Regions from separate parts of the Homo sapiens genome. Here region 2 is linked to region 1. The links are chromatin loops, found by intact Hi-C in ENCODE. Cell type or tissue: right lobe of liver. All regions are shown on one strand. Links, peaks and the distances in the headings refer to the core of each region. The heading gives the core; the rest is flanking DNA. Region 1 holds the start of LOC101927369 (a long non-coding RNA gene). Region 2 holds the start of CCL16 (C-C motif chemokine ligand 16).

Evidence for each region. A loop is a pair of places that touch in the nucleus more often than their neighbours do. Peaks named below come from ENCODE experiments on the same cell type or tissue, not always from the same donor. Only the 100,000 strongest peaks of a DNase experiment are listed, where the experiment ranks them.
Region 2: it touches region 1 in a loop (3-fold over the local background); 43 of 110 quality-filtered maps call a loop at or near these places.

Annotation. Positions count from the first base shown.
Region 1 is chr17:36,144,245-36,155,411 of GRCh38, reverse strand. LOC101927369 (a long non-coding RNA gene) reads left to right here and starts at 6,368. Exons shown (of 3, transcript XR_243796.5): 1 at 6,368-6,452. In right lobe of liver, for the core only: a CTCF peak has its summit at 6,272 (motif pointing right); a DNase peak (open chromatin) is centred at 6,281.
Region 2 is chr17:35,978,949-35,989,992 of GRCh38, reverse strand. It overlaps CCL16 (C-C motif chemokine ligand 16), which reads left to right and starts at 8,496. Exons shown (of 3, transcript NM_004590.4): 1 at 8,496-8,648. The coding sequence starts at 8,573. It overlaps CCL14 (C-C motif chemokine ligand 14), which reads left to right and starts at 3,264. Exons shown (of 3, transcript NM_032963.4): 1 at 3,264-3,422; 2 at 5,541-5,655; 3 at 6,105-6,705. The coding sequence starts at 3,344. The coding sequence ends at 6,192. CCL15-CCL14 (CCL15-CCL14 readthrough (NMD candidate)) reads left to right here. Exons shown (of 7, transcript NR_027922.3): 5 at 3,289-3,422; 6 at 5,541-5,655; 7 at 6,105-6,337. RefSeq lists a silencer at 7,686-7,981 and an enhancer at 7,686-7,981. In right lobe of liver, for the core only: a CTCF peak has its summit at 7,784 (motif pointing left); DNase peaks (open chromatin) are centred at 7,772, 8,472 and 9,822; H3K4me3 peaks cover 4,192 bases; H3K27ac peaks cover 5,320 bases.

The sequences.
Region 1 (11,167 bases), core at 2,174-10,173:
CTACTATTTTTTCAAACCCTCCCCCCACCCTTTTTTTTCCCCTGAGACAGAGTCTCACTCTGTTGCCCAGGCTGGAGTGCAGTGGCGCCATCTCGGCTTGGCTCACTGCAACCTCTGACTCCCGGGTTCAAGCGATTCTTGTGCCTCAGTCTCCCAAGTAGCTGGGATTACAGGCATGTGCCACCATGCCCAGGTAATTTTTTTGGTGTTTTTAATAGAGATGGGGTTTCACCATGTTGGCCAGGCGGGTCTCCAGCTCCTGGCCTCAAGTGATCCGCCTGTCTCAGCCCCCCAAAGTGCTGGGTCAAACCCCTCATATCCAGTAAAACAGCCTCACTGGGTCAATGGATATCATGTGGCTGCCTAACATTTTTACTTTATAAAAGGTCTTCCTGAGGCCATTTGAAAGTATGAATAAAAACACCTTAAGATGAACAGGGCCACAGGTTTGCATGAGGCTTGTCAGTGGACCTCCAGGATGAAGACCAAAGTGACTGTGCAATTTCTAGTGGAATAATTTTCACTTAAGATCTTATTTATTTATCAAAAGACCACTGTGAGGTAGGAATTCTTAACCCCAATTTGCAGAAACTGAGACTTTGCCTGGCACCACAGAGCTAGGAAAAGGTGGGCATACGATCCTCACCAAGTCTGACTTCCAAAGGAAGATTTGAAAAGAAACGTCCTTGCTACCTGCCAAATCTCTGTAGAGCCAGCAGCCATGTTCACACATGAAACAGGACAATGACCAATGACAATAGCACCAGGAATAGCTACTCCTGGTCAGATGCCCTCATGACCTCAACTCCGCAGGATGGGGACACCGGGCCCTGCTTAGGGGAAAGGAAGGGGGTTTGTAGAGGAAGCCCAGCCAGCCAAGCAACCAGAGATGGGAAAAACCCATTGGGAAGAATTTGCTTGCTCTAGCTGGGCTTTGCAAAGAACAGGAAAAGATGAGTCTGCACGGACAGAAATGGTCCCGAGTGGGGAGCTTGGCCATGAGCATGACTCAGGGCGTGGTCAGCAGCTGCCATACCAGGACACACGATATGCAAAGATGCTGGGTGGGTGGTTCTTAAAGGTTTTGTGCCTTGAGAAAACTAAAGGATGCAGACGTGGGCAGAAGGTGGCTCTTTAAAAGTGCTTCAGGCAAGGAGGCATTTATGGCATGGTGGAAAGTGGTCTGGATTTGAGTTGAAGAGACCAGCCTTGCCGTTTATTTTGTAACAGATCACTTCACCTTCTGGGCCGTAATTTCCATGTCTGTGCAATGAGAATAACATTATAACTAAGATGTAACAGGAAATGAAAGCACAAGTGTAAGAAGTCCCCATACTTTCACCTCATCCACTCTAACCAGGGCTGACACGTATGATTTTCCAGGTTGTGCACTGAACAACTATGTCTGGTGGCCAGGATGAGTGGGACCATCATCCATCTCCAGTGTCATTTCTGAAGTGCTCCACCCTGGCACTGCCTGCACCTAGAGGGAGGGACACTTTTCCTAAATAGGATAAAGGTGCTGTCTGTTTACCCATGGGACTCTGTCTACTGGAAGGGGGCCTTTCTCTAATTCTCACACAAGCATCATTTGAACTAGTGGTGGTCTTCATGCAGACTGCCATGACTTTCTGCATTCGAATGCAGGCTGTTTATACACACATTTCTCACCCTCTATGGAGCTGAGGCTATGGTTTTCCTGTCTGGAACCAACTACTCTTTAGTACAAACTGGGGACAATTGTAGGCATGAAAACCTAATGGGACTCTGTTTATTCTGGGAATAGGGTAGAGATGAATCCTGCCTGGGATGTGGGAAAGGAAGAAAGCCTTTGACTCATCCCTTTAAGAGAAGGGGCTTTTGGCAATCTGGGGTCTTTATCTTTTCTGAGTTCCTGGCTGACACTGATGTTTTAAAGGCTAACACAATGTGGAAGTTCCAACTCCCAGGCTGACCATTAACTCCATCCCATGCCACAAGCACCCCAGGAAGCCAGGGTTGGAACCCAGAGCCAGGGAGATGGGTGGCAGCCCAGGCTCACAGGAGCCAGTTTCTTAAGCCTGGAGCATGTCAGGCAGAATCAGGCATAACCTGTCCAGAGTGTGCTGGAGATGGGCTGTCCTGGAGCTGGAGAATCATGCACAGAAAGGAGGACCCAAGAAATGCCCTCAGGCTAGGAGGAGAAACCCACATGACTATTGTGGAAAGTGTGGGTTTTGGTGTAGAATTTTTACTCTTTGATGATTTGAGCACTTTTCATCACCATGGTGGGCCGAGGACCTGCCCCAGCCCCCAGATGTTGCTCCAGACAATGAGTTTTGCAGCCCGCAGTGACTGTTTTCCCTCTTCAGCTGCTCTACTTGGGAGGCTGGCTCTGTTAGGAAGGTGCGGGCAACACTGCTCCCCCGCCCCAGGATTGAACCAGGACAAAGACATATCCAGGAAAGCCGCTGTGGCCAGCCTGAGCATAAGAGAGACTGCGACTCCCTGCCCAGTGGAAATACACTATACTGCAAGATGCCAAAATGAGCCACTCGAATCCTCTTTTTCGGGAAGTCAAAAGTACGGTGAGGCATGAGAAGAAGGATCTCCAGCTCCAATTTGGTCTCCCTCTTGTGGCTGAACACACTGTTACCAGATGCTTATGAAACCATTTGCATATGGTACAAGCCCATGTGGGAGAAATGAGAGCTCTGTCAACTTCTACCCATCTTCTGTCCTCTCCTGACAATGCATCTCCATCACTAATGGTGGCCTCTGGGTTTTACTTTCTTCTGTGCACAAAGAAAACAACTGGTGGCACCTGTACATAGAGAATTCCAGAGGCAGGAAACTCTCCCTACTTTTGGACAGTGCACAGCAAAGAGAATGTAGTTGGAAGTTCAGCCAACCTGGATTGCAAGCCACCTGTAGCAACATGGCCTTAGACGAGTCACATGACTGCTGGGAGCAACAATCTAGAAGAGTGGTGAAGATACCTAGGTCATCAGAAGGTTAAATAGAATAATGTGTGTGACTGGGCAGAGCACACAGAATGCACCAAATATGTGTTTTTTAGATTCTTTCCCAAATCTAGGAGATGCAACTTAGCAATGAAATGCCTTAAAACCTAAAACAAAAAGTTATAAAAATACATTCATGGTCATGGAAAAATATACATTAGGTAAAAAAATAAAGGGAGATTATTAATGTATGTAAAATGTAATGTAGTAGCTAGTTTGCATACACACTTACAAAATAAAAGTTCTGTAAGGATATGCACCAGCCGGTTTACTGTGGCTAACTCTTCTAGGTTCTAGCAGCCCTGACAGGTTTCTGTTGCATTTCCCAGCGACCATGACCCCTAATCCCCTAAGCCCCTAAGCCTCCCTCTTTTCTGCTCACACAGAACTGATGAGAGGAGAGACTCAGCTCAAAAGTGTTGAGTGAATGAAATCGTTTCTTAAAATATTGGGTTTATAGTTTCCTTTTAAAAAAATGAAACAAATGATTTAATTTTTAAGATTTTTTTCTGGAAAAATAAAAAATCTTATTTTAAAACATATAATGTTAATGTTAATATTTTCCCCCTTAAAATCTCATTTGATACTCCCATCAAATAAGATTTATTCTTTAGGATTTGAGTAATTCTGGGAATAAAGCCTTAATAAATCAGGAAGGACAACATAGTCATCAAGTGCCTGGGTGCTGCAGACCCTGGTTTCCAAACCAGCTATTTTCTGTCTAACTTCTGCCAAGTTACTTTGTCTCTCTGAGCCACAGTCTTCTTATGTATAAAACAGAATCATTAAAGTTCTCATCTCAGGATGTCATGAGGAGTCAAGCTCTGGGAGCAGTACCTAGCACAGCACAAGCATGACATAAGTATTTGCTAAGTGAATGAATAAAAATTTGATGATCTTTTATTATGCTGCCTGATTTGGTAGTATGTGTTAGTAAATGTTTGTAACTAATTTTATCATCTCACTCTTAGGAATTTTAAAAAATCACTTCTAGAGGTGTACAAAAATACTTGCATATGATCCAGTTCATTTCAGCATTATATGCAAGGACAAAAAATTGCAAACCATTAAAATGTTCACTAAAGGAATGTTGGTTAAATAGATTATAGTAAATTCATTTAATGGAGTATGACATAGTCCTTTAAAAGGATAAAGTAGGTAGATTTGTAGGTTGATAGAAGTATCTATTCACAATTATTGTTAAATGAAAAAATATGTTATAAAAGGTTAGGTATAATATACTTTATATAGCATTAACCTAGTATCTGTGAATATTTTCAAATACAGTCCACGGTGGATATTTCTCTCATGCTACACAGACAGATGAGGGTCAGGATCTTGGCTCTGCCCCTTATTATCTGTAGAACTCTGGGAAATTCATTGAGCCCCTCGGAGCCTGTTTCCACGTGTATAAAATGGTGATAATAACAATTATTCTGCAGAGTTGTTTTAGGTTTTCTTTTCTTGTCTTTTCTTGTTTTGCTTTGCTTTGTTTTGAGATGGAGTGTAGCTCTGTTGCCCAGGCTGGAGTGCAGTGGTGTGATCTCAGCTCACTGCAGCCTCTGCCTCCTGAGTTGAAGCGATTATCATTCCTCAGCCTCCCGGGTAGCTGGGATTACAGGCATATGCCACCACACCCAGCTAATTTTTGTATTTTTGGTAGAGATAGAGTTTCACCATGTTGGCCAGCCTGGGCTTGAACTCCTGGGCTCAACTGGTCCACCCACCTTAGCCTCCCAAAATGCTGGGATTACAGGCATGAGCCACCATGCCTGGCCCTGTTTCAGGTTTAAATGCCATAACCTCCATGAAAATCCCTAGCAAGCAGCAGGTACTCAGGGTGGTGTTTGTTCCCACAGTGACTGTATGTATCTGGGGGACAACACGGGTAATGCATGAGATTCACAAGTCCATATGTAACCCACACATTGTCTGTAAAATTAATAAGTGATGTTTTATTCTTTTCAAATATAAGTAGAGACTGCTGTAAATAACACAAACTCCTATTTAGTGGCATTACTGAATCCATTAGGCATGTATGCAGATACTTTATTACTACAAATTTAGCTATCCTATGAGTAATTTAACATTTCTGATGTTTTAAAAGGGCCCTCATGAGGCAATTTGAAAATATGTATCTAAAGCCTTAATATTAGGCAGGGCCCTGGGCTTTGAATAAAGACTCGTTTTGAGGTCCACAGAGAGGAGACACAAGGCCACAAGATGGTCCCATGGCTAGCAAGTGGCAGAGTCCAGATCCAAAGGATGTCTGTCTGACTCCAGACCTCAGGATCTTAACCCCCACACGATGCTAATGTTCCTTACTGACCAAGGGAGGTTCAGAGAAGGTACATACCTAGTGCCAACTTCACACTACCATTTATCGAGCACTTGCTATGTACTCAATAAATAAGCACTAAGAGCTAGGTGATTGTACAACCTTATTCAAGTCTCAGAACAACCCTACAAGTAGAAACTATTGTCTCCATTTTAGAATGAAAGAGGCTCTGGGAGTTTGATTCACTTGCACAAAGCCACAGAACTAGGAAAAGGAGGGTGCAGGGTTTGAATCGAGTCTATCTGACTTCAGCCCCCCTCACAATGCTATACTGCTGCCAGTCTCGGTGGGGCTTGGACTATGATGACGGCCCCAGAAATGGCTGTCGCTGTCGGATGCCCCCATGATCTCATGTCTCACCCAGCTCCTGCTTAGAAGGCGAGAGAGTGGTTGTGGAGGAAGTCCAGCCAGCCAGCCAAAGATGGGAAACCCCACTGGGACAGAATTTGTTTTCTCCAGTTCGGACTTGGCAGAGAGCAGGAACGCATGGGTCTGAGGTGGAAGAAACGGTCCTGTGGATGAGTCAGCAGCTGCCACAGCAGAAAGCATTTGTGGCCGCTCTGTGCAAAGACGCTGGGTATTTCTTTTGCTGTTATCTTATAGTTTGAGTGGTTTGGAGGAAAAGGCAGAAGCATGTGGACAGCAGCTCCTCATGATTACTTCATTCGGGGAGGCAGCATGCTGTGCTGAAAAGTGTTCTGGCTTTGGTGGCAAAGAGATCAGCTTTGCCATTTACCAACTGCTTGATGTGGGACACATTTCATCTCTCAAAGACCCAGTTTCCATGCATTTGAAATAAGGATACAATATTTACTTCAGAAAGCTGTTATGAAGAGTAAATGCAGATGTGAAATTTACAGATATTTCCACCTCATCTGCTCCAGCCAGTACTGCAGTGGGAAGGTCATGCACTGCACAGTGATTGCCAGTAGATGGCGCAATGGGCCTGCCGCCATCCCAGGCTTTGTTTCTGAACCCAGCGGGAGAGGGAGATGACAGAAATCTTTATTGCAAACTGGGGGACACCATTAGCTACAGTGGCCTCCTGGGATCACCATTTGCAATATAAGCCCAGTGACTTAAAGGAGAGAGTGGAGAGGAATCATGGTAAGGTAAGCAAAAGAAAAAGACATTTTGTTTATTTCTCAGTTTCCTCATCTGTAAAATGTGGGTGCTATAAATCCACACATCATAAAAAGCTCTCAAGATTAAAAAAAAATGTATTTGAAAAGATCTGAAACAAAGCGGGTGCTAAATATGTGTTTCATTCATCCTTTTCCCACTCTGGGGGATTCCAACTTATTACAAAAGATTGCTGAAACATTCCTCCAAACAAGTAAATATTTCACAAACGTAACTGAGGTTTTTTTTTTTTTTTAATGTATGTGACTTAAAATTGTAAACTCAGATGAAATTACACCTACTGTCAAATAGTGAAAAATTAAACTATAGCCAGTATTTTGAGGTTGATCAAAACTTTTTGGCATAAAAAAATGTACCCTCGTAACAGCAATTTGGCAATGTATTTTTGGAGTTTAAAAAGCGTGCATGCTGGCCAGGCACAGTGGCATGTGTCTGCAATCCCAGCTACTTAGGAGGCTGAGGTGGGAGGATAGCTTCAGCCCAGGAATTTGAGACCAGCCTAGGCAACAGGGATTCCTAATTTTTTAGGGATCTCTAAAAAATTAAATAAAATTAAAATGTAAAAAATGCATGCATTTTCACCTAGAAACACTTCAAAGAATATTTCCTGATGAAACAATCAACTGTGCATGGAAAGATTTCATTCTAAGGAATCTTTTGAAGTCTAAATATCTATTGGTCAAGAATTAGTAAATAAAATATGGTATATCTACATGGTGAGAATGATGTGAAACCTTGGGGGGAAAATGAAATTGTAGAAATACATCCACTGACAGGGAAAGCTGTTTACTGTATATTGGTGAGTGAAAAAAAAAAGAAGAGGTCCAAAATTATGTAGAGTGTGATGCCTTGATTATTTTGCACACACACCCCATGGATCAAAGTATGAAAGGACGTGACAAAACATGTAACTATATTTATCTGCTGGTAATGAGATTATGAGCAAGTTTTACCATCTCTTTGTTCTATATATCTGACTTCACTATAATGAATATCTATTCCTTGGGAAATATGAAATGATTTTTCTTTTCAGGATTCTCATACTTGAAAATGTGGGGGTAATGGGTCTTAGGATCAGCCCTTCCCTCAGGAAGGGTGAGAGCAGAAGGAGCCCTCAGGCCTTTGGGGACATTTCTGTCACATTTGTGGGTGACCGCACTACTGTGAAAATCCAGGTATCACCAAATCTTTAATCAGTCTCGGTCAGGCCAGGTGGGGAGAGTCAGGACTCACCTGCTTGGGGATGAGGTTTTGGGGAGGGGGAACAAAGATGTGCCAGCAGCCCTTCCTGATGCAACATTTTCCTTCCTTGTAGTCCCCGTCTTTTCTGCATTGGTGCACACAGATGCCTGACCAGAGGAGAGACCCAATTAACAGCTTTCAAGTATTACATATAGAAAATAACATTTTCAAATGCCCTTTAAGATATCGTCAAAACCATCAATTACCTAGAGATAAATCTAACAAATCTTGTGCAGAAAATTACACGATATTACAAACAAAAATTTGTAGGTACCTTAATAAATGGAGGGATGTGCCGTGTTTGTGGATTAGAAGATTCATTATTATAAAGCTGTCAGTTTTCCCCAAATTCAACAATAAATTTAATACAATCTCAGTCAAAATCTTAGAAGGATTTTTCATGAAAATTGATAAACTGATTCTAAAACTTATATGAAAATTCCAAAAGGCAAGAATAATCAAGACAGTCTTAAACAAAGTTGAGGGACTTAAGCTACCATTTATCAGGATTTATTATAATGTGGCAGTAAATGGAACAGCAGTGCAAGATACCAAATAGATCAGTGTAACAAAAACACACCATCTCATAATTTATGACAAAGGAGCCGCTGTAGTTCAAAGAGGGAAAGAATGCTTTTTCAGTAAAGGTAGCTGGCTTGATTGGCTTATTCATGTAAACAAAAAGGAACCTTGACTCCTACCCCACACCACACACAGAAATCTCTTCCAAATGGATCATGGACTTAATGTGAAAGAAGAAACAATAAAGCTTTTAGAAGATATTGTAGAAATAGTTTCATGATCTTGGGATAGGCAAAGATTTCTTCTTCTTCTTGTTTTTTTTTTTTTTTTTTTTTTTTTTTTTTTTGAGACAGAGTTTTGCCCTTGTCACCTAGGCTGGAGAAAATGAGCTGGGTTGGCCTTATTCTCCTTTTTTCGTATGAATGTATGGGGTACAAGTGTAATTTAGTTACATGCATAGATTGTGTAGTGGTGAAGTCAGGGTACCTGGATAATGTACATTGTACCCATTAAGTAATTCCTCATCATCTACCTTGTCCTACCCTACCCTCCACCACTGTCCCAAGTCTCTACTGTCTATCATTCCACATGCTATGTCCATTGCATGTTTGTGTTCCCCCCAAATTCATATGTTGAAACCAAATCACCAATGTGATTGTATTAGGAGATGATGGAGGGGTTGTGGAGGTGAATAGATCATGATAATGCAGCCCTTATGAATGGAATTAGTGTCCTTATAAAATAGGCCCAAGGGAGCTAGTTCACCAGTTCTACCATGTGAGGTTGCAGCAACAAGTTGGGATTCTGCAACTCAGAGGAGGGCCTTCACCAGAACCTGGCCATGCTGACACCCTGATCTTGGACTTTCCATTCTCCAGAATGGTGAGAAATAAATTCCTGTTATTTATAAGCTATGGTATTTTGTTATAAAAGCCAGAATGAACTAAGACAGAAATAAATGAGTTAGAGAAAGGTGGCTCCATTTTCAAGCAGAAATTAGATTATAGAAAAGCTGGGGATTTCTAAGTGGGAAAATTAAATTATTTCTCACCTGTAGTCTCTCAAGCCATTAAAGGAAACTCAAAGTAATATATAGTCTCAGTGGTAAAAGTCTAATAAAAGGTATGGCTGTAGGACACTCTGTTAAGAGCTCTGTAAGATTGAAAGTCGTGCTTAGTAGATACTTTGAGCTAGACAAAATGGCTCCTAAAAATTTTAGGGTTCTTGTCCAACAGATGCCTGCAACTCTCAAAGAAGAGAAAGACCTGTTCACAAAAGAATTGTGCTAGAGACTTTTGGGTCATGGAGATCTGAACCAGTTTCACAGGAAACCTTTGAGGTTCTTAAAAGAATTGTATTGTTAAAAGCACTACTGCTCACACTATGAGGGACTAAGACAAAATCTTTAGAAAACTGTTGGCCCTCATATTTCTGCAGACAGGCAGCAGGATGAAATACCTACTGTGTTAAAGGTTCCCAAGACATTTTTAGGCTCAAAGTTTTGCTAGGAGGACTCACAGGACTCAGCATATAGTCATATTCATGGTTCTGATTTATTACAGTGAAGGATACAAAACAAAATCCACGAAGGGAAAAGGTATATGGGCAAAGTCTGGAGGAAACTAGGTGTAAGCTTCCAAAAGTCCCCTCCCTGTACAGTCACACAGTAATAACTTAATTTCTTATGCATCGAGTTGTGACAGCCCATGTGAAATATTGTTCACCAGGAAAGTTTGCCTGAGCCTAGGAGTTGAAGATTTTTACTGGAGGCCTGTCGTATAGGCACTCCTTCTACCCAGCATGTGCCAAAATTCCAGACTCCCAGAAGTAAAACATGTATTCAGCATAAAGCATACTGTTTGCACAAAAAGTTTAGGCACAGTGAGGCACTCTTGTCATTTAGGGAAAATTTTGTATCAGTGTAGAGAACTGTTTAACATTCAAGCTCCCAGATGTCAGCCAAGGGCCAACTTTGCAAGCAGGCCTTTCTAAGGACTATATTCTCAGGCCGGCCATGTTATCTCTTCTGCACAGCTAATCAGATGCAAGTGCAAACTTGATGGTAACAGAAATTTCAGTGATTCCCCGGGATTGGTTACTATGAGGTGAATGTTTGTGTCCTTCCCAAATCCATAAGATGAAATCCTAACCCCCAGGATAGTGGTGTTGCAAGCTGGGCCCTTTGGGAGGTGATTAGGAATTAGGGGCAGAGACCTCATGAATGGGATTAGTGCCTTTATAAAAGAAACCCTAGGGAGGTTGTTTGATCCTTTCACCACATGAAGACACAGCAAGAAACTGCCATCTATGAATGAGGAATCAGGCCCTCACCAGATACTGAATCTGCTGCCACCTTGATCTTGGACTTCCCAGCCTCCAGAACTGTGAGAAATAAATTTCTGTTGTTTATAAATGACCCAGTTTATGGTATTTTATTACAGCAGCCTAAATAGATTAAGACAGCAGCATTACTTTTAAATTACTATTTAAATTACTATTAAATACTATTAAATTACTTTTAAATTACTCTTTTGGTCATAGTGGTGGGATAGTTCCAAGGGGGTTCCTCTTGACGTATTCTATCATAATAGCCCTCACCCCATCCATCAGGGAGCAAATGTGAAGTTTTTCCCAGTGTTTAAGATAACAATTACAACTAAGCACTCAAGACCTGAGAAAGTGACCACAGGAAGAGTTTGTGGAACCACTGGGCTCACTGTGAAATGGGCAGAAGCCAAAACTCCATTCAACACCTGACTTCGAAAAGCCTGCACTCTGATCAATGCAGGGATATTTTAGTTCCCAAATATCAGTGTCAGATCAGAGCACTGTCCAGTCATTGCCTCAGAGCCTGGGTAGTTCCCTCTCTCCAATGCTATGTCACCAGTGAATGATTGCAAGTCCCATTAGATAAGCATAG
Region 2 (11,044 bases), core at 3,045-11,044, 170 kb after region 1:
GACTGAAATAACTCTGTGGTGTTTACTTGGAATTGGACATAGTGGTATAAACTTTTGTTTTTTCATATAGCTAGAAAGAGGACATAGAAATTGCTAATAATAGGACGAGCGCAGTGGCTCACGCCTGTAATCCCAGCACTTTGGGAGGCCAAGGCGGGTGGATCACCTGAGGTCAGAAGTTCAAGACCAGCCTGGCCAACATGGTGAAACCCCATCTCTAAAAATACAAAAATTACCTGGGCAAGGTGACCTGTACCTGCAGTCCCAGCTACTCCAGAGGGTGAGGCAGGAAGATCACTTGAACCCCGGAGGTAGAGGTTTCAGTGAGCTGAGAATGCACCACCTCACTCCTGGGTGACAGAGTGAGACTCCATCTCAAAAACAAAAACAAAAACAAAAACAAATTGCTAATAATATATGAAATAGATATACTTGAAATAGACATAAATTTAAATACATACTTATACACATATGCTTACATATATTTCCAGGTTCTAGCCACTAAAAGCTCAGATCTAAAAGTGATGCCATTCCCATAGCAATGAACACACCAAGCACTCAGATTTTGGTTTCTCAAAATCATTTTTCAGTAAAAGAAACTGAGACTCATGGAAGAAATGGCTAATTCCAGAGCTGGGCCAAGGAAAGTACAAGATGAGTCTGGAACATCTATTTGTGCCAAAAAGTAAGAAAACAAGATTAAAGAATAAACCCTAAAATTTTCTAGAGAGGGGAAACACCAGATCACCACAAATGAGTTTCAGAAGAAACATATTCTTATATTCCATTGTAGAATTCTATACCCAACAAAAATATCAATCAAGTATGAAGGCTAAATAATGACTTCTTCAGGCAAGCATGAACTCAGAAGGTTTATGTCCTACAGATCCTTCCTGTACTATTCAGTTTTTTAAACCAATATATGTATGTGTTGCTTTGAAAAACATTTTAAATATTTTTAAAATAGGCTCTTCATACTCAACAGGGGGCAACAGGAGGACATTTAAGGTCTCTAATTATGTTGCCATCAAATTTCATTCATCTGGTTGTATTGCAATTCTCCTTTACTTTTTTTAGTCCCTCTTTGAGTTCTGAGACCTCTGGGATCAGGGTCATCTTCAATCCCTCCCTCCAAGCCTAGCCCAGGACTTGGCATATGATACTGTGTCAAAGAAGTGATGTGGTCACAAAACCTATTCCTTTTTCTTCCTAAGCATACAGATGATGTATATTTTCCATCCCTTTGTCATTATGTTGGAGCCAGGTTACTTGATGCTGGCCATGGAATGTGGGTGAAAGTAATTTGTACCATTTTCAGAACTGATCCACAAAAATCTCCCAATCCTCCTCTGCTTCTCCCTTTTTGTATCAAGCTTGGAGGCCTTGTGCTGAAAATGGTGGCATCCAAGGTAGAAAAAGGCCTGGTTCCTGAATGAGTACATGGAGGATCCCAACACACACACCATCATCCCACTACTGACCCACACTGGACTGTAACATGAGCAAGAAATAAACTTTTATTTAATTAGTCTGCTGGATTGTTTATGATAGCAGTTGGCACACACAGACTAATGTAGGTAGGAACTCAATACTTGCTGGAAAAGTACAGGAACTTCCTGTAAGTCTCCTAGAAACAACTTGGCAGGTTGGCTAGTTTCCACAAAAACAAGAAGTAAGCATTATTTCTTTCCAACTCACTTTTCCTATAAACAACTTGTTTCCTGAGATTGTTCCTGATAACAATTATTATCATTTAACTTGAAGGGTTTACATAATGTTGTTATTGATGATAAGAAATATAGAAAATTTTTAATTGATGACTGTCTCCACAACTAACCATGAGATTTCAGCCATTTCCTATAAGATACACATATGTAGACCTGGCTCAATTTGTTTATTCATCCTTCTTTTAAAATGTATATTCATAAAGCACCTGGTATACACTAGGTTCTGCGTGAATGGGCAAAGATAAATAATAGATGTTCTCCATCCTGATGATTCAGATGAGGAGAGGAGATTAAATAACCATCTAACCACATCAGCAAGCAGAATGGGGGATGTACCTCCAAGAACAGCATGGTGAGGGCACTAAGCTGAGAGCCTGCGGAGATGAGATCTGTCCTGCATCCAAATCACTGTGTGCACATGAGAAAGTCACTGGTCCTTTCTGATTCCCAGCTTCCATTCAGTAAATGGCCAGTTTAGACAAATCAAATGGCAGATACATAGCATGCAAGCTGCACTGCAACAGAAACTGCACGTTGGTCACAGCGTATCTTCCCAATGTGCCTGGATATGGCCTCAGAATCATTTCCAACACAGAGCTCCAGTCCACCACTAATCAATGAAACCTACTAGCTATCCCTGAATTAGACATTTTCTAGGGTTCCCACCAAGCTTCTTTGCAGCAAAAGTCAGAGAAACCAGGAGAAGGTCCCAAAGAGATCCACTATCTGATTTCAGAAAGGACTAAGACTAAAGGCTTTATAGAAAACCCATAAGCTTTTACAGAGCTCCGTTGGGAGTCCCATGTTTCTTTATGGCATAATGGGTGAGAACACAGACTTGGAAGCCAAACCACCTGAATTTGAACCCCAGTTCCATTTACCAACTGTCAAAAGCTTAGGCTTTGATTCTGAGCCTGTTTCCTCAACTGCTGTTCTAAAGATTAAATAGGCTAATATTCATAAGGCAACTGGGACAGTGGCTTGTGTGTATAGCAACCATTATATAAGTGAATTATCTACTGAGCACCACAGCACTTCTTCACTCCATGGTGTGGTGACCAGAATGGAGATGAGACAGAGAACTGCAGGTTCTGCTTCGAGTTTAAGTTAGGATTTCCCTTGACCAATGAGACCTGACTTGGAGGAGTCCTGGCCTCATTCCATTACCCCAAACACCCTCTAGTCTCTAGATGAACAGATCCTGAATGTCCAGGCCCCACGTGGCCTGTTCTAAGGCCTGAGATGGAATTGGATACAGGACACATCCAGCCTTGAGATCTTTTGCTAAGTGTGACACAGTGCCCCCAGCCCTGTGCTCATGTTCATGCCTAGGGAAAGGCTTCTATCAAAAGAGTTGAACTTCTTCCCACTGGGGATGGAAGACCATTTCCTCCCTTAAACCTTGGCTCTCCCTGCTTCCTTCAGGCCACCAACAACACATGTGCAGGATATGAAATTGCTGAGGCATCACTGCTTTCCTACTTCCCTTCCAAGTCTCAGCTCCCTTATTTTAAAAAATATTTGGCCTCAATGATCATTTCTCAACAATTCCTCACCGCAGGAGCCTCTGAAGCTCCCACCAGGCCAGCTCTCCTCCCACAACAGCTTCCCACAGCATGAAGATCTCCGTGGCTGCCATTCCCTTCTTCCTCCTCATCACCATCGCCCTAGGGACCAAGACTGAATCCTCCTCACGTGAGTGCAATGCCTTGTCTTCCTTCCAACCTAGAGCCTGCAGGGAAATAAGCAGGAGTGAGGTTGGGGCTCAGGGGAAGACCAGGAGCAGGGACTCAGAAAGGAGGGCTGGTATCTTCTTGAAATTGTGTGTATAGCAACATTATATAAATGAATTATCTACTGAGCACCACAGCACTTCACCCCATGGTGTGGTGAGCAGGATGGAGATGAGACTTAGGACTGTAGGTTCTGCTTAAGAGTTTAAGTTGGGATCTTCCAGCCTTGACCAATGAGACTTGACTTGGGAGACTCCAGGCTTCATTCCACTACCCCAAATGCCCTCTAGTCTCCAAATAAACAGATCCTGAATCTCCAGGCCTCACATGGCCTTGATCTCTTATCATTGCCCCCCAGGACCAGTCCCCCCTTGCCCTCAAGGACATGGAGTGAGACCAGCCTGCCTCTCTACTCCCTCAATTTCTCTCTCTTTGCCGCTAAGCAAAAGAGTGGCCCACCCCATTTGGGGTATATTTCCTCAGGGAGATTAGGAGCAGTGTCTTGAGCCCCTCAAGGGCATTTTTCTATTGGCCTCCTGAGGTTTGGGCCCAGCCTGCTTCCAGCGTCACCTGTGCCCAGTGAGTGCAGCATTGCTTGGGTATGGGCTGGGGGGAAACACGACAGTGTGGGGTCCATCCTAGGCCCCCTTTTCTCAGCTGATTTCTTAGAATAAGCTGCCTTTAGAGATAACCAAAACTATTTATCACTCTTCCATTTTACCTACTCTCCTTTTCAGAAACTGGGGGGAAACCGAAGGTTGTTAAAATACAGCTAAAGTTGGTGGGTATGTGCACAGTTTGACTTGCCCTCTCCGATGTCATTTGTCAGCTCAGAGGAACAAGGTGGGAGAGTATAGGAGCTCTGACTGGGTCTCAGGAAACAGGGGCCCCTTATGCCGTTCTTTGGATCGTGAGGATGCTGCCTGGAATGGAGCTGGAAAACAGGATGAGACCCTTCCACCCAGACATCTGGCCACCCTCAGTGACCTCTGAGGCCATTGTGATGCACATCCATGATTCTATGAAGCAGGGTCACATAACATGCACACACCTGATTTCTCCACTCCATAACCACAACATGTGCCTGTTTGTACAGGGCTCTTGGCCTACAATGTCCTTCCTGCTACCTCTATAATTCAAGCTTGGGGTGGCTGCTGTCACCTTGCTTCTCCTATAAAAGCCATGAAACTTCTCAATCAGAAAATAGATGAAAAAATCACCCAATCCAGTGATTTTTAAAACTTTTTAGACCACAAAACCTTTTCTTCAAGCAATATCTTCCACAGAGGCCCAATATGTAAAACAGAAAAAATGGGTTGAGTAGGGTACAAGACACCACTCTCAAATGCAGCAAGGCCTCCACAATAGTCCCTGAGGCCCCCAGAGCTCCAGGGAGCTCAGTGTAAAAACCACTGATGCAGTCCAAGGGCCTCATTTACAGAGGAGGGAACAGGGGGAAAGTAAAATGGCCACAGTACACAGGAAGCACAGGCAAGGTTAGGTTAGGATTTGGGTGCCCTGACTCTGTGGCCTTTGTCCTTGGGGCTTGCTGTGGGCATCCTGCTCTCTCTGCAGGTTGTCGGTTCAATGGGGACATGGGCAGGGTGGAGCACTAGGAGGGGCTGGGTTTGCATTCCCAAATGGCATGTCTCCAAATCCCTATTGGGATTTCTTCCAAATATTCCTCCTATTTGGAGCACCTTTCCCGAATAAGGCATGAAGGCTGCATGATATTGGCCAAGTCCCTAGCCTTCTCTGCCAGTCGGCCCCCAGAGATGGTGTAAGAAGATCTGAGTGTGCTGCTCTTCAATCCTGGAGTTGAAAGTCATCCACCAGTCTTTCCAAGAGGGGTTGAAGAAAAGGAGGAAGGGTGATTGATGATGAGGGAGGAGAAAAAGAAGAGCCCAGGAGTACCATGGAGAAGGAGAAGAGAAGATGAGGAAAGCCTACTCTCCCCTCCAAGTTCTGAGGGGCTGTCTCCTCCTTCCTTCCCTCCTCCATGCCCTCAGCTTGCAGGAGCAGCCAATGGTATGGCCTTTAACAAGGGGCCCCTCCTCAGCATCTGATGCTCTCTCCTCAGGGGGACCTTACCACCCCTCAGAGTGCTGCTTCACCTACACTACCTACAAGATCCCGCGTCAGCGGATTATGGATTACTATGAGACCAACAGCCAGTGCTCCAAGCCCGGAATTGTGTAGGTGGTACACACACATCACACTGGGGGGAGAGGGAGCCAGCAGGGCCTCCTGGAGGGAAGCAGGGAGTGGTGGTGGAATGGGGACCCCCAGCGTACCTCCCAGGTGTGACTACATGGGGAGAGGCAGCTGAGGGGCAATCTGAGCGCTTTCTGGCTGGAGCCTGCAGGAGCCATGGGGAAACTGACCCCATGGATGGGGAGATGACAGAGAAGGGAGAAGAAGGCAAGAGGGCACTTCCTCAGGGGGACACAGAGACTAGATGGGTCTAGGGGTCCTAGGAACCGAAGAGTATGTCTCAGAGAGGAGACTGGCTCTAAGCTGCCTCTGTGGAAGAAAGGAAAAGCAGTATAGGTCAGGTGGGGAATTTAGGAGGGAGGGAAGATGGGCTGTCTCTTCCGGCCACTGGGCCCCTCGGTTTGTGATCCTTCTCCCTCTTGCTCCACAGCTTCATCACCAAAAGGGGCCATTCCGTCTGTACCAACCCCAGTGACAAGTGGGTCCAGGACTATATCAAGGACATGAAGGAGAACTGAGTGACCCAGAAGGGGTGGCGAAGGCACAGCTCAGAGACATAAAGAGAAGATGCCAAGGCCCCCTCCTCCACCCACCGCTAACTCTCAGCCCCAGTCACCCTCTTGGAGCTTCCCTGCTTTGAATTAAAGACCACTCATGCTCTTCCCTGGCCTCATTCCTTTCTACGGGATTTACTCATTGGCCATGCACTGAGGACACCAGGGTGTGGCACCCTCGGCATCAAGCCTCGCTCTGCAGAAGTTTTGCTGGAGCCTGGTACAAAAAATAGGTCAGGCCTGCAATGCAGGTAGTGAGAAGCAGAAAGTGAGAAAGAAAAGCAGTGTAAAGACCGTCTCCTCCTCAGCAACAACAGTAGCAGACCCCGTTTTCTTAATGCTTTCTATACTCCAAGCACTCTGCTAGGCAGTCTGTATGCATTATCTTATTTAAGCTTCATGACAAGTGTAAAAGCTACAAATCATCATTTGATTTTTTAGGTAACACTTCATAAAGGGCTCTCTATAGCAGTCAAACTCCATAGTCCTTTTTTCTGTGCTGTTTTCAAGGCCTTTCTTCACTGCTGTCTGGAATAGGAATGATGCATGAAGACATTTTATCCAACCCCTCCCCTTCGCTTACACACATCAGATTATACTATATTGTTTTACTAACTTTTTTATCCCCTAGAAGGCTTAGCAGAAAGCCTAGCCCATACCAGGTGTTCAGGAAATGGATGGATGGATGGATGGATGAAGGAAGGGAAGAATGTGTGGATGGAAGGATGAAGGGAAGGAGGAATGGATGGAGGGAGGGAAGCAGGGAGGGATGAAGGGAGGGAGGAAGGGAGGAAGGGAGGGAGGAAGGGAGGGAGGGATGGATGGATGGATGGAGAGAAAGAGGGAGGGAGGGATAGAGGGACAGATGGAATAAGACAGAAATCAAGAGGAGGACTATGCTCCAAGAATAAGCTCTCAAACCTATCTTCAGGGCCCAAGGAGGAGCTCTGTGTACTTGGAATAAGAGCTTGCCCAGAGTAGGGATTATGACCACCCTTTCCTGGCCTCCAGCCTTCCACAGATAAGGAAGGGCTTGTGGGCCACATTAAGGGCCATATGGGGGCCTGCATGCCAAAGTCACAACCAGGCTTCTCAGGCCTTGTCACCTCCATAAACAGAGGTCAAGAGGATGCCCCACATACGTACCCTCCCTGCCCTCACAAAAAGCCACAGCTTCACCACCAGGTGAAGCCTTGAACCCACCAGGAGTAACTGCATTATACGGTTTACCTATCTATGAGCAGTCATGCCAAGCAGAAAGCCCCATAAGGATCTGCACAGTCCCTGTTTCTGCCCCTGCCTCCCACTGCCCTCAACACCTGAAACACATCACCTATGCCTCTAAAGCTTGCTGTCCATCAACAGCAAAATCCCTTATATCTTTGATCTCTTCTCTAAATGCAGCTTTCAACATGGAAAAGGGTCCTGAGGCACCTGAAGAGAGAGGAAGCTGTGGGACAGGTCCAGCCAGAGCCCAGGCCAGAGGGGCAGAAGCTGGAGTCCTGGAGCACAGACGCAGGTTGTCAGGTGCACAGAGTTGGAGGGTCCCCTGCTGGTCATGGTTGGCCATGGGGGCACCCAGGAGGGATCAGCGAGCTGGCTACACCTAAAAATCAGTCCAAAGTCCGAGGTCCAAAGAGATAAATAAAAACATTGACAAATAAGTCAAACGGTCCAGCAACAAATGGGGACCCAAGGATCAGGCACATTGTTTTTTTTTTTTTTTGGAGTATTAGCATACACTGTGACAGGAAAGAGTGTGAGCTCAATCATGTGGCCTTGGACTGGGAGAGGGCATTTCCTTCTCAGAGGCAACTAAGCCCTACCTTTGCCTCAGTCTGGGCTCTGTAATCCTGCTTTGTGCTCATCTCCCCAAGACTGATCACCTGGGGGAAGCTGGGGTGGTTCAACCCTGCCTGCCCTTCCCCAACATACAGATGGTGGCAGGTAACATGGTGAAATCAAACAGATCTGGTTTTTCATCCGCCTATCCACCCAGGTGACCTTGGACAATTTATTTAGCCTCTAGGCCTCAGTAGTCCCAGGGAAGTAATAATCGCTATTCACTATTTTAAGGATTATATAAGATAGGGCATGTAAGGTAGCTGACACACATTCGCCCATTTCTTCACGTGAATTCAGATTCTACTGAATTCAGCTCTGCACCAAGTCCCATCCTCTGCTGCCCTCTGTTTCAGCAAACACTGAGGCCTGTTGTTTCTCCTCCTCTACCGGCTCTGATGCGGTCAAGGTCCAGAGAGCTGAGTAGTTGGCAAGCGGACCACCAGCAACAGACAACATCTTCATTCGGCTCTCCCTGAAGCTGTACTGCCTCGCTGAGAGGATGAAGGTCTCCGAGGCTGCCCTGTCTCTCCTTGTCCTCATCCTTATCATTACTTCGGCTTCTCGCAGCCAGCCAAGTGAGTCCACTTGTCTCTGTAGGGCAGGAACGAGAAAGGGGGATGGAGCAGCTGGCAGGGAGGTAGTGCCAAGGGCGCTGTCGGGTCTCTGGCCTCATAAGACCCTGTGGGCTCTCCCCACCTTCATGCATAGCTTCTGACCTCCAATTCTCCCCTTTGTAAGTAGAGCTGGGGTTGGTCCGGATCTTTCTGGGGTAAGTAGTTCCAGGAAACTGGGTCACCATTTCCTCAGGAGTCCCAAGCGTGGTGAGCAGGAATGATCATTCAGGAGGAGAGGCCAAGAAAGCAGCAGAAAATGCAACAAGAAGTGCATGCAATGAAAGGGAGGGGGAGGCACGCGGATGAGAAAGAAAAGTGGCAGGTGCCCTGGAAGAATGAGTGGCGAGAGGAAGGAAGGTTCAAACAATCATGTGGGTCTAAGTCCAGGAATTGGGAGTCTGAACCGAGAGAGCCCTTCCTCAACATGGCTGGCACAGGTTGCTGGGACTATCAGACAACCAAAATGAGTCCCAGTGGAATGGCTGCTTGGGAATCTATGGTCCCCTTCTCCATCCCCCAGCCTATGACTAAATAAAATCTGCAGAAAAGAGGAAAGGGGTTGAAAGGTTTTGGAGCTGTGGGGAAAGGGAGAATTGGGGCCTATGGAGGAGGGGGTTTGTTTTGCCCCTCCGTATCTCCTCCCTCTATCATTGTTTACGAGGACCTGGTGACGGGGGTGGGGAGGACAAAGACGTGTACCTGCCCTAGGCTGCCCCAGCCATTCTTTTCGCTTTTGTTTTTTTGTTTGTTTGCTTGTTGTGTTTTGTTTTGTTTTGTTTTGTTTGTGATGGAGTTTCGCTCTTGTTGCCCAGGTTGGAGCGCAGTGTCGCGATCTCGGCTCACCACAACCTCCGCCTCCCGAGTTCAAGTGATTCTCCTGCCTCAGCCTCCTGAGTAGCTGGGATCACAGGCACACACCACCACGCCCAGCTAATTTTTGTATTTTTAGTAGAGACGGGGTTTCACCATGTTGGTCAGGCTGGTCTCAAACTCCTGACCTCGTGATCTGCCCACCTCGGCCTCCCAAAGTGCTAGGATTACAGGTATGAGCCACCATGCCTGGCCTCTTTTCTCTCTTAAGGTCACCCTGGCATGTAGTCTGGCCTGACTCTGCCTGTGTAAACACAAAGGAGCAAGGGTCAAGTGCACCATGTAATCTGCCCACATACTCTCAGGATGACCCTGGTCTTTGTAAACTTTGCTTTGAGAACCAGTGATATGAGCATCACTTACAGAGGGACTGTGTGGGAGGGGGGAACAGTGCTCTTTGGGAGAGTCAATCAGGCCAGTGCAGTGGGTTCAGGCTTCAAGAAAGAGAAAATGGCCCACCCAAAGCATGGATCAGCAAGATGGTGCTCTCAAGATGTCCCAAGCTTTGCCACTCACTGGAGGCAAAGGGGTCAAGCTACAAAAAGATTTGCACTCTGAAGGTTTGGGGGCTGGGAGAGATCTCTGGACTGACCTCTTGTGTAGTATCCCCAATTGATGGGTAGTCAGGACAGCTCAAAGGAAACACAGTGACAATAACCAATCAAGTCCAGTATCCTGCATACATCAAAGAGATGGGGGGAAGCGCCATTTCCAAGGCAAGAAGAGCAGTCATTACTACCATTGGCTCTTAATTATAATAAGCACTGATTGAGCCTTTCTGTGTGCCAGGCTCTGAGTTAAGGGCTTTCCAATCATTTTCTCACCGAATTCTAACCATGATCCTAGGATACAAGTAAGTATCATTTACCCCCACTTAATAGATGAGGAAACTGAAACCTAGGGAGATTAAGAAATTTGCCCATGATTCAAGTCAAAATTCAAATCAAGTCAAAATTCCAACCCAAGCTGTCTGACCCCAAAGCCTAAATCATATACTTTTTCCTCCTGCTCTAACTTCTGTCTCTAAAGGCTCTACTCTCTCACCCTTCCCCCTAACCTCCGCCTCTCCAATACCTCTAAGATAGAGTCCAAATTCCTCAGTAGCTCAGCAGGTATGTGACCAGACCCTCCTCCTCTCTCCAGTTTCATCTCTGCCCATTCATTTCTTCCTACCTTGCATGCCAGCCACCCAAACTGCCCAGCACTCCCAAGACACACTGAGCTTCCCCTACCTTCAGGCTTTCCTGCATTTCTTTCTTCCAGATTCTACAAGTCCTTTGTGTGTCTAAATCCTTTTTTTTTTTTCTTTTGAGATGGAGTCACTCTTTCGCCCAGGCTGGGGTGCAGTGGCGCAATCTTGGCTCATTGCAACCTCTGACTCCCGGGTTTAAGTGATTCTCCTGCCTCAGCCTCCCGAATAGCTGGGATTACAGGCATGTGCCACCATGCCTGGCTAATTTTTGTTAGTAGAGACGGGGTTTCACCAT